Regions from separate parts of the Homo sapiens genome. Here region 1 is linked to region 2. A link is a loop called in an ENCODE intact Hi-C map of the cell type or tissue named here. Cell type or tissue: thyroid gland. All regions are shown on one strand. Each heading gives the region's core, and the rest is flanking DNA. Links, peaks and the distances in the headings are about the cores only. Region 1 has its middle 46 kb from the start of SLC28A3-AS1. Region 2 overlaps SLC28A3 (solute carrier family 28 member 3).

Region 1 (5,384 bases), core at 279-5,278, 51 kb after region 2:
ATACTTACATGCTTCACAGTCACATCCTGTATGGTTTAACCATCCTCTGTAAGGATGGCTTCCAGGAATACTCCTACTGTCTGCTGTGCTAATACACCTGACATGGCATGAGGCTGCTGGCCAGACACTGCCAGGAAATGGAATGGCCCCACAGCACCTGGCACTGTAAGGATGAGGGTATTGGAGGAAAAACAAAGACTGAGATTCTCATAGCCAGAAGCCAATCTAAGAAATTCTTCTAATCATCAGATGTGTAAAACTGTAAGCAGAAGACTGTTGGTCAAATTCCTCTTATTAGGAATACTGAGTGCAGCAGATACAGTAATAAATCTATCGTACAATTTTTTGTGTGTTTATTGGAAATTGTGCAAAATGGAATTTATCAGGATTCTTGCATTTTGGGGGCACAAACAGTGGTACAAACAGTGGCTGTGTGAGATATTACATCTAAAGCATCCCAAGGTGTCAGATTGTATCTTAGCATATCCTATGTATCCTATCCCAACAAAGTCTGACAGTTCCTGATGAGATGGCATGCAAATTTGCCACTAATGTTCAAAAATGGCCTGGAAAAAAAAGAAGAAATTAGTGCTCCAGCAACAAAACTCCTACACATATTCATCAATTGACCAATGGATGTAGTCTAAATGTAATTTGACTACCTAACTACGTAACACTATTCAACTTAGTGGCAATTTCAAAATGCATCTGAATCAGTCATGTGGAACTTATTTTCAAATTAATTTTATAGATTTTACATATTGTGTTCAGAATTACTGATTATACCAAAATAAATACAGCAGGAAGGAAACATCTTGGCGAAAGTCAATAATGTAAATTGAAAAATGAAAATTAGGCCGGGCATGGTGGCTCATGCCTGTGATCCCAGCACCTGGGGAAGTTAAGGTGGGCAAATCACCTGAGGTCAGGAATTCCAGACCAGCCTGGTCAACATGGTGAAACCCCGTCTCTACTACAAGCACAAAAATTAGCCAAGTGTGGCGGCGCATGCCTGTAATCCCAGCTACTCAGGAGGCTGAGGCATGAGAATCGCTTGAACCCTGGGAGGTGGAGGTTACAGTGAGCCGGTGAGCCGAGACTGCGCCACTGCACTCCAGCCTGGGTGACAGAGTGAGACTCTATCTTAAAAAAAAAAAAAAAAAAAAAGAAAGGAAAGGAAAGGAAGAAAGAGAAATAAAGAAAGAAAGAAAGAAAAAGAGGAAAAGAAAAAAGAAATTTAGCAAAATCAAAGCGTCAACAGTTGTCTTGCTATTATAAGATAATGGATATTAAAGAAAATATTAAAATCCTATAGTGGTCAAAATCATGGAAATCCATAAAATGAATCACAATAGCTGATAAAATATACATGAAAAAATAAAATAGAAAAGATCAAGACGATTAGGAGAATTGGCCACTCTAAAATGGAAAAACAAAGGAAGAAAGATGGAAGATATTGAAAGGACAATGCAATTTGTACAGACAATGGAGCAACGTGGGAACCACATCTGCTTCATTTTAATGAATTTGGTAATTCTGCTTGTGGTCTTTACGATGAGTTATCTAGCTAAAAACATAGGGGGAAAAAGTATTGTAGAGTTGTTATCAGCCTATTCAGTTATTTTCTGCACTTTCTGAAGCTTGTGTTATTTTTCAATTTTTTAAAATTTGTAGTTTGTTGTGATTTCTTTTCCAATCCTAAGGATCCACTTTGATCACTAATTTTGTATTTGTAGTTTTGTACTATTTTTCTTCAAGGAGGCCCCAGAATTACATAAGCTTCAGGCCCCACCAAACCCTGGACCCAGCTCCAGAGGCAGCTCCTGCTGTTTCAAGTGCCCTTTATTTCCTGTCAATCAAAGCAAAAGAATATTCAGACATTATCCTCTGCCCAAAAGAGAGGAGATTTGGTTGTCTGAAAGATTCTGGGCCAGAAGAGAGACAGATCCAGGTGGTCCCAGAGGCTCACTTTGTAGGAGTTTGATGAAAGGTGCCAACCAGATTAGTAGCTTTAAGAAAAAAAAAATAGAGTATATCAGCAAGTGGCAGCTGCTTCTCGTACCTTTCAGGAGGACTCAACAACAAACAGTGAATTGAGGGTCAGGATGGCTGGTTTGAAAGCAAAGACGGGGAGAAAGAAAATTATGTCAAAGCAGGTGCTTTCTGCTGTGTTCCTTAATCTCCATCAACCTAGTTCCCTCTCAGGATTGAAAAAAACAACTCTTTCCTGCTAGTGAAGTTTAAAATACAAAAAAGAAAGAAAGAAAAAGAAAAAAAAAACCAACTCTTCCTCTACTCAGATTCTAGGGCCAATTGCTTTATTAGTCAGGGCCCTTACTGTAGACAACGGTATCCACCTAAATTAGTTTAAATGCAAAGGAGTTGCTAAGGATATAAAGTGCTCTTAGAATTGTTGGAAAGGCTGGAGAAAGGCTGCAGCTGTAGGGCAGCTGCCTGGATCAGCAACTCCCACTTGTGGAGGAGCAGCTCCCTTGGTGGCTCGGTTTGGTGGTGTGGTTTTGGAAGGTGTCTTTGAATCCCAGTCTAGGGTCACTTTCAAGCAGAACTCTGGTCAGTGTATCTCACCTAAGAGCAGTGGTGATAATCTGGAATTCTCATCTTTTGCTGTTAGAATGGAAAAGATCTTTCCAGAGTTGTACCAGTAATGTCTGACCCCCTTTGGGGATTTTCTAAAGGACTCCTCATGATAAAACCCAGCTATATTGAGCAAAATGTGTCTGGAAAACATCAAAGAATCAGGCAGTGCAATAGGCAGGAATATCGGTCCTGACTGAGACTAGAAGTATTGTGGGGACCGATAGCCACAATAAGAACAAGGATACAAAGATAGAGGCATCTGAGTTCCACCACCTACGTTATTATGGCTGAGCCTCCCCTCATTGTCTTTTATCAGGCTGTCTCTGACACTGCCACTGTTGTCAATAAAGCTGAAAAAAAAATTATGCCATAAACAGGAAAATTTTGAAAATGTTCAAGTTTACCACTGGAGGTCTCTTCCAAAGCAGTGAGATTCAGTAGTTGACTACTACCATTTCGAATTCTTTTTTTTTGTTCCAGCCCAGGCTGGAGTGCAGTGGCATGGTCTCAGCTCACTGCAACCTCCGCCTCCCGGGTTCAAGCAATTCTCTTGCCTCAGCCTCCCAAGTAGCTGAGATTACAGGTGTGTACCACCATGCCCAGCTAAGTTTTGTATTTTTAGTAGAGACAGGCTTTCACCATATTGGCCAGGCTAGTCTTGAACTCCTGGCCTCACGTGGTCCACCACCTCAGCCTCCCAAAGTTCTGGGATTATAGGTGTGAGCTACCATGCCTGGCTTGAATTATTTAATATTATAATTTATTGCCTGTGTTTGGAACATATGACAAATATCCCATAAGTGCAATAAAATACAATAGGTTCTCTGGGTTCTGAAGAGGACTGCTGCTACAGACAAGTTCAACTTCTGTAATTGTATAAATTCTTCATGATACAAGATTAGCAGCATCTCCAATAACAATAGCTTCTAATTATTGATTGGGGGTATTTTCATGTCCTTTACAGAGATTTTTATACATAGGTTAGCTCAGATTACTTCCTAAGTCTGTTTCAGAGAAATGATACAAACACATGGTCCTTCTCTGATTGGCTCATCAATGCCTCTACCAAAAGACCTGAGAATATTTGGTTCAGTAATTTCTCTCATGGGAGAAAGTATAACATTTCTCTGCAGAATTCTCTCCTCAGTGTTGAGCTTGTTTTCCCTTCTGGGAAACTTCTTCCCTTACAGGAAAACACATCAGCAAAATTTTTCTGGCTTTGCTACCTCTGTAAGCTTCCCTAGGCAATAGTAAATACTATCTTCACTAGAATTCACTTTTCTGTCCTGGCACTGAGTCCTACAGGCACTGCTTGTGGTGGTTTTACTCTGTCAACTTAGCTAAGCTGGAGCTATGCTTCCCAAAAGTCCTTTCCCCAGATGGTTCCAAGTGAGGATTGCACACAAGGAAGATTTGCATGCGGTTTGGAAGCTACATAACAGCAGCCGTTATGCTTTAAGTGCCTTGGAGGCCCCAGGGGCTGATCTGCTGGCTAGTCTTGTTAGCATGGGGCAGAGGCAGGGCACACAGCTCCTTCAGCTCCCACTAGATCAACTCCTTCAGCTTCAACTAGTCCTGGGCCAGACACATGCACAGCTCCATAGCAAAAGGCACCGATTGTTTGATAGGTCATCAGCACCACTGGAGTTAGACATCAGTGAAACACAGATTCAGGCTCCAGTTTGCCCTTTTGCGTTCTACTTGACTATTTCCCTCTGCTTCACAGCCAGCTTTTCTTCCCAACTGCCTGCCCTGCTGACCTACAACTCCCTCAGGCCAACCACAGCTCCCCTTCATGGCCCCTTGTTGGTGATTTTTCTATGATGCTACCCAATCTCCTTTCAGAACTATACTTGCTTAGCCCTTGCACAGTTGCATAAAGTCTAAGCTTTATAACAAATCCCTTATTCATACCACTCATAGTGGTTGTACTTCCCAGACAGAGCTCTGATGCTCTACTGCCAAGTACGGTGACAGGGAATAGAATGACAAATGAACCAGAGGAATTCTACTCGAAATCTCAGCTAGTTAATGACTGCAGTCAAATCAACATTCTCTCAAGAGCACTGGCAGAAAGCAAATCAACACACCTGACACCCTTGTTCCTAAGTCATCGAAAACATTCCCTTTTTTATGCTTTCTGATCCAGCAGTTCCACCTCTAAGAATTTATCTCAAGGAAATAACCATAATACTTTGATAAATTATTTGGTGAACCTTTCAAGGGACATATGAGTTAAAATCGATGGTCCCTGAACTGCTACGTCAAGATGGTTCGTTCTGCTGACCGCAGAACTTTTTGCTTTGCTGAGTGTACAGAGATGAATGACTCTCAACTCTGGACATCATAAGGGACATTTAGAAACTGTCTGGGAAAGAGAAAAAAAGAGAGAAGAGGCCAGTGTCTGGAAAGGAGAATGGGTACAAAGCACAAATATCAAATGGCTAAGTTTCTGTTTCTCCATGAAACATTCATGTCTTCTAACTCACAGTGGAGTTGGCTCTGTTTGGAGGTAAGTCAAAGCTCTGAGCCCTGCTTCAAAATGCACATAAGGCAAAAATGGGAAAAAATAGAGAACTTTGGGAAACAGTCTAAGTGTTGAACAATTGGGAATTATTTAAATGAATTGTGTCATTTCTACAAAAAACATACCAAGACATCATCAACTGTATTGTAAAAGAATGTTTAATGATATGAAAAAACAAATCTGAAGTGAAGAGAGCACATTTCAAGTAAAATGTAGAGTATTAACCCAGAAAAAAGACAAAGTGACCAATGAATGCCGG
Region 2 (5,384 bases), core at 160-5,159:
TTCATGATGGGAGTGGAATGGCAGGACAGCTTTATGGTTGCCAGACTCATAGGTTATAAGACCTTCTTCAATGAATTTGTGGCTTATGAGCACCTCTCAAAATGGATCCACTTGAGGAAAGAAGGTGGACCCAAATTTGTAAACGGTGTGCAGCAATATATATCAGTGAGTAAATATTTTAATTTCTCAGTACATTTCTTCATCACATACCTGCATTCGTCTATTACTTATGCCTCTGTGTGTCAAGCACTATGCCAGGCACCTGGGATAGATTAGAGAGCAAAACAACCTAAAATCCATTGCTCATGGAGCTTATAATGTACATAGCACTTCCTAACTTTCAGTTATGTTGAATTAGAGTGTGCGTGTGTGTGTAGACACAGCTAATCATTGCCACTATAATCATCTACTTTTGAGGACTGTGGACACAGACCCAGAGTCACATGAGCTGGGACTGCAATCAATCAACCAAAATTTTTTGAATGCCTTTTATGTGCAATGCGCTGAGTACTGAGGCCATAGCAAGTCATGGGGCCCCTGGCCTCATAGTCTAGTGGCTAACAGTCTAGTGATCTTAAAGCACTCTCCCTTTGAACTTAATGGATTCTGTGAGCTCTGAGAAACTGTCCAAAAGTAACATGCCTGGACATCCTCGAGAGTTAGTGTAGCATCATCACTGCTCTCCACGTGGATGAGGGAGAGAAAAGGCTCAGAGTCTGTGATCTGAAAGCCTTGAGACAAGCACCCATAATTATGTCAGGACTTCAGGTCAATAGCTTGCAAGGAGGCATTCACATCTGCCTGGCCTTTGGTGGGATGAGGAACTCAGGTGAGGTCATGTTTGTAGTTGAGTTTGCAACTTTCTTCCCTGGAGAACAGAATTGTCACACTGGAAACTCTTAAGGAAATGATGAACATTCCTGAGCACCCCTAGTACTCATTGAAACAATCCATTTGGAATTAATGTTCCAGGCATGTATTTGGTTTAAAAATGAAAGGGGAGGAAAAGCAGCCTGCCTAAGGTTCTGAGTCTGCTCACCCACAAACAACACTACCATCCTTCCCAGCTTCCCAAAGAACAAGCCTGCAGATTTACTCCCACATAGCACATCAATATAACAGCCCACTCCTGGGGAGCACTGATTTATATTTTACAGCTGGGGCATTTTGACCCAACACATCTGACATGAGCAGGGACTCTGTAGATTTCCCTGTTCTCGCATGTTCATTCTTCAACTAACCTCCCAGTAAAGCTTGGCCAATTATCCTCATTGTTTAGATGCCACCAAAACCAGTTTGTTTCCCTGCCAAAAGTAAACAATAGGCTAAATTAAGTGAAATGTTTTCTATCCCCAATTGCCAGTTGCCAGGAGAGAATCGTTTTGTTAATGAGCAAACCGGGCTCTGCGTTCTGGCAGCACGAAGCAATTTTGTGGAAAGGTTATTACGAGGGTAGAGACAGAACAGTAGAGCTGATTGAGTTTAGGGGTGAGCCCAACCAAAGGCAGGCACAGAGAGAACATTTGGTAACAGGAGCTCAGTGGCCTCTGCTATTGTTGAATCATGATGGGAAAGGCATTTTGTTTCTCCAAATTTCTAATTTGCAATCAACAAAATGCAGATGAGTCCCAGCAATTTTTGCTCACAACCTAGAAGTGGAGAAGGGCATCCCAACAGTCTCCTGGAAAAGGTGCCACAGAACAGAACGTACCATGTGGGTCCGTGAGGCAAAACCCCAGTGATATCCACTGAATTATGCCCATGCCAACCTCCATCTGAGATAAGAGGGAGAGTACTATGCAGCCCCCATGCCCCTAGTATGAGCCCCTTATTGCATCACTTTCTCTTTCCTAAAGATAATACTTTGCCTGTTTTTATTCATTTGTTTACATGTAACACATACCATAGTATAGAATTCAAAAGGTCCAAAAAAAGATAAAGGAAAAAGTAAGGCATCCTTCTTATTTCTCTGGACCTCTTCTCCCTGGAACGTATACTCACTGTTTTTAACCTTGTCCTTTGCACTTAATAATGTGTCTCAGGTACCTTTCCACATCAGTGCCTGTGACATAGTATTCTATTGTATAGCACACCGTAATTCATCTTAACCAGTCCCATGCTGATAAGCAGTTATCTGTTTTTTCACTATCAGAGATAGATAGTGTTAAAATGACCATCCTGTACGTATGGCATCTTTGCCTGTGCAGACACAAGGAGAGCTGTGAGGTGTGTTATTAATATTTTTCTAGTACGGTGCATCTCTTTTCATCACATCATCTTGCACATTTGTGGGCAAAGTCAACCTGGAATTATCCCAGACTCCTTTTTCTCTTCTAAAACCCATCATGGCCACATCTGTGTATCCCCTTCTCAGTTATCCCTGGAAAGGGGAAAGAGGAGTTTGAAGCTCCTTATGTCATCTTTCTCCCCACAATCTCTTAATAAGCATGCCTGGTTTTGAAGCCAGCTGAACTGAACTAAATGAAAAGCACTAGAATAAAAGTGGGGAACAAGGACAGCTTTTCCAGGAAGGGTAGACTGCATACCTACTTGAAATATTTTTTTCCTGTCAGCTATATGCGCGCTGATGGAAAATATCAACAAAGGAGAGTTCTCAGAAACCATGAGAGAGAAGAGGGGCCTTGGAATCAACAAAAATCTTACCATGGCCACTTGAGTCTTGAATGAGTGTAGCATTGCTCGGTTTGTTCTTTGAACAAAATCATAGGGTTTTGAGAATATTGGAAAAGTATTGCTTCAGTCACGTGGGTACCTTTGTCAGACTGGGTGTGCCTCTGGTGAACAACAGAGTACACGGAATCTTCTGAGCTTCCTATAGTCAGTCCTCAAACTGAGGAAAAATTGTCTGGCCTAAGCAGCATCTCTTGAGTCACAGGGCCACGCCCTTGCTTTCACGAATTCATCTTCCATCCTCTGACTGCCCCGTGAAAGGGATGTTCCTTCTCCTACCTCCAACTGGGCATCCTAACTTTCCCACGGAGTGGTCAGAGTTGTGGTACACACACCATGGCCAGACTATAAGGAAGCTCCTGTGATAGCTGAGAATTTCATTTTTACTAACATAATTATTTTTAAATTATATCCTTTTCACTGAATTATAATTTATATACCAACTTAAGGGCTCAGTTTTGATGTCACCTGTGTAACCACAACTATAATCGACATATAGACTATCATCTCTGTCACACCTTTAAAAAAAAAAAAGGTTTTCCTCATGGCCATTTGTAGTCAACAACCCCACTCCCATCCCCATCCGAAGACCTAGTCCCAGGCAACCAATAGCCAGTCTTTCACTGTAAATTATGTTTGCATATTCTAGAATTTCTTTTATTTTTATTATTATTTTTGAAATGGAGTCTCACTCTGTCGCCCAGGCTGTAGGGCAACGGTGCGATCTCAGCTCACTGCAACCTCTGCCTCCCGGGTTCAAGTGATTCTCCTGCCTCAGCCTCCCGAGTAGCTGGGATTACAGGCACACACCATCATGCCTGGCTAATGTTTTTTTTGTTTGTTTTTTGTATTTTTAGTAGAGGCAGTGTTTCACCATGTTGGCCAGGATGGTCTTGAACTCCTCACCTCAAGTGATCTACCCGCCTCGGCCTCCCAAAGTGCTGGGATTACAGGCGTGAGCCACCGCACCCAGCCCTAGAATTTCATATACATGTGCTCACTTAGCATTCATGTTTTTGCATGTATTTCCTTTTTATTGCAAAGCAGCATTTCATTTTTATGGGTATCCACAATTGTTTATCCATTTGCCTACTGAATGACATTCAAGTTGTTTCCAGCATGAGGCTATTTAATAAAGCTGCCATATATATTTATGTACAATCTTTTTGTGGCATGTGTTTTTGTTTCTCCTAGAAAAATTGCTGGGTCATTCAGGCAGAGCAAGTAAACTTAAGAAGAAACTTCCATACTGTTTCACAAACAGACTGTGTCATTTTACAGTCCCACCAGCAGTGTATAAAACTTCTAGTCACTTCACATCCTTGTCAACACTTTGTATTTTTTAATTTTAGTGGAGGCATAGTAGTATCTCATTGTGGCTTTATTTTGCATTTCCCTGGTGATCAATGATGTTGAACATCTTTTCATGTACTTTTTTGTTATTTGCATAGCTTTTGTGAAGTATTCAAATCTCCATCCATTTTTCCTTGGCTGTTGGTCATCTTATTGAGTTATAACAGTTTTTTATATAGTCTGAATAAGTCCTTTTTCAAGTAAATGTAATGTGAATATTTTCTGGGACCAATTTTTTATCTCCAGCAACTAGTCCTGTCCCTGGCACACTGTAGCAGATGGCCAGGTCATATGGAATATTAGAAGGTATTATTGACCAGGAAGCAGCATTTGTAGAAGCCAAGGCTACCAATCATAAGCCCTTTGTAGAGAGTCACTGAGTCCACACAGCCCCCTTCCATCTTCCCACAAAATTCAAGTGGAGATGGTAAAAGAGGTCTAGGGAGTAATGGGTATTTGATACCATGGACTGTGCATTTATTTGTCAATATTGAATTTATGGTCAAAATGAAGCCCAGTTGGATGTCAGATTTGTTAAGCCAGCTCAGATTGTGTATACATATGTGTTTATGCTTGCTTACAGATTCGTTCTGAGATAATCGCCACTTACGCTCTCTGTGGTTTTGCCAATATCGGGTCCCTAGGAATCGTGATCGGCGGACTCAGTAAGTGAAAAGAACATTCTTCAACAACACAGATGTGCCATAGACATACTTGGATCCCCATTTTGCTCTGTACTGTTATGTCAGAAAAAACAAAGGCCTTTGCAACAGTCATGAGTCCTCTGGGGTCTATTTTTTTAATCTCTAGTCTGCAATATAGTTTTCCCTTGCACACCCAAACTGACCTCAGGAAAAATTTTCTCAAACATACAGATGCTTCTCCCAGCCCAGGGGTGACCTGTAGGCTTCACCTTACATGCCAATGCCAATAGGTTTATGATGGGCACCTGGAGAAGGATTCTGAGAGCCATTGGAAGTCCAGTGGAAGAATGCTGTGATTTCTTAGTGGTGTCTGCCACGGGCATAGAAGTAGATGGTGACAGTTGAGTTGCACATCATCTCCTTAGTCTATGCCTCCTGCCACTCTTTTGCCTTGCCATGACCTCAATAAATAGCCCTTTGGATGAAACTTAGGAGGTTTTTCTTCTGTGGAGAATGAGCCTTTGAGCCTTTTGGCAAACAAGCCTCTTCCCTTCTTCCCACAGCAGAGAATTTCTCTGTATGTGGAGTTTATTACTAAGTTCTTGAATCTTGAATTTCCCAGCTAAGTTAAAGAAAAAAAAAAAAAAGTCAGCTGACCTGAGCCCAGCCTCAGAACAATTTTCAGAGGCTAAGAGT

The links. Peaks named below come from ENCODE experiments on the same cell type or tissue, not always from the same donor. Only the 100,000 strongest peaks of a DNase experiment are listed, where the experiment ranks them.
Region 1: it touches region 2 in a loop (7-fold over the local background); 1 of 110 quality-filtered maps calls a loop at or near these places.

The regions. Positions count from the first base shown.
Region 1 is chr9:84,229,666-84,235,049 of GRCh38, reverse strand. No RefSeq gene overlaps it. Among named protein-coding and RNA genes, the nearest start is that of SLC28A3-AS1, 46 kb to the left of the region's middle. In thyroid gland, for the core only: no CTCF peak of the experiment used is centred there; no DNase peak of the experiment used is centred there; H3K27ac peaks cover 1,766 bases.
Region 2 is chr9:84,280,126-84,285,509 of GRCh38, reverse strand. SLC28A3 (solute carrier family 28 member 3) reads left to right here. Exons shown (of 18, transcript NM_001199633.2): 14 at 1-165; 15 at 4,628-4,709. All of the region lies in intron 1 of SLC28A3-AS1 (SLC28A3 regulatory antisense RNA 1), which reads right to left. Among named protein-coding and RNA genes, the nearest start is that of SLC28A3-AS1, 4.6 kb to the right of the region's middle. In thyroid gland, for the core only: no CTCF peak of the experiment used is centred there; no DNase peak of the experiment used is centred there; H3K27ac peaks cover 1,140 bases.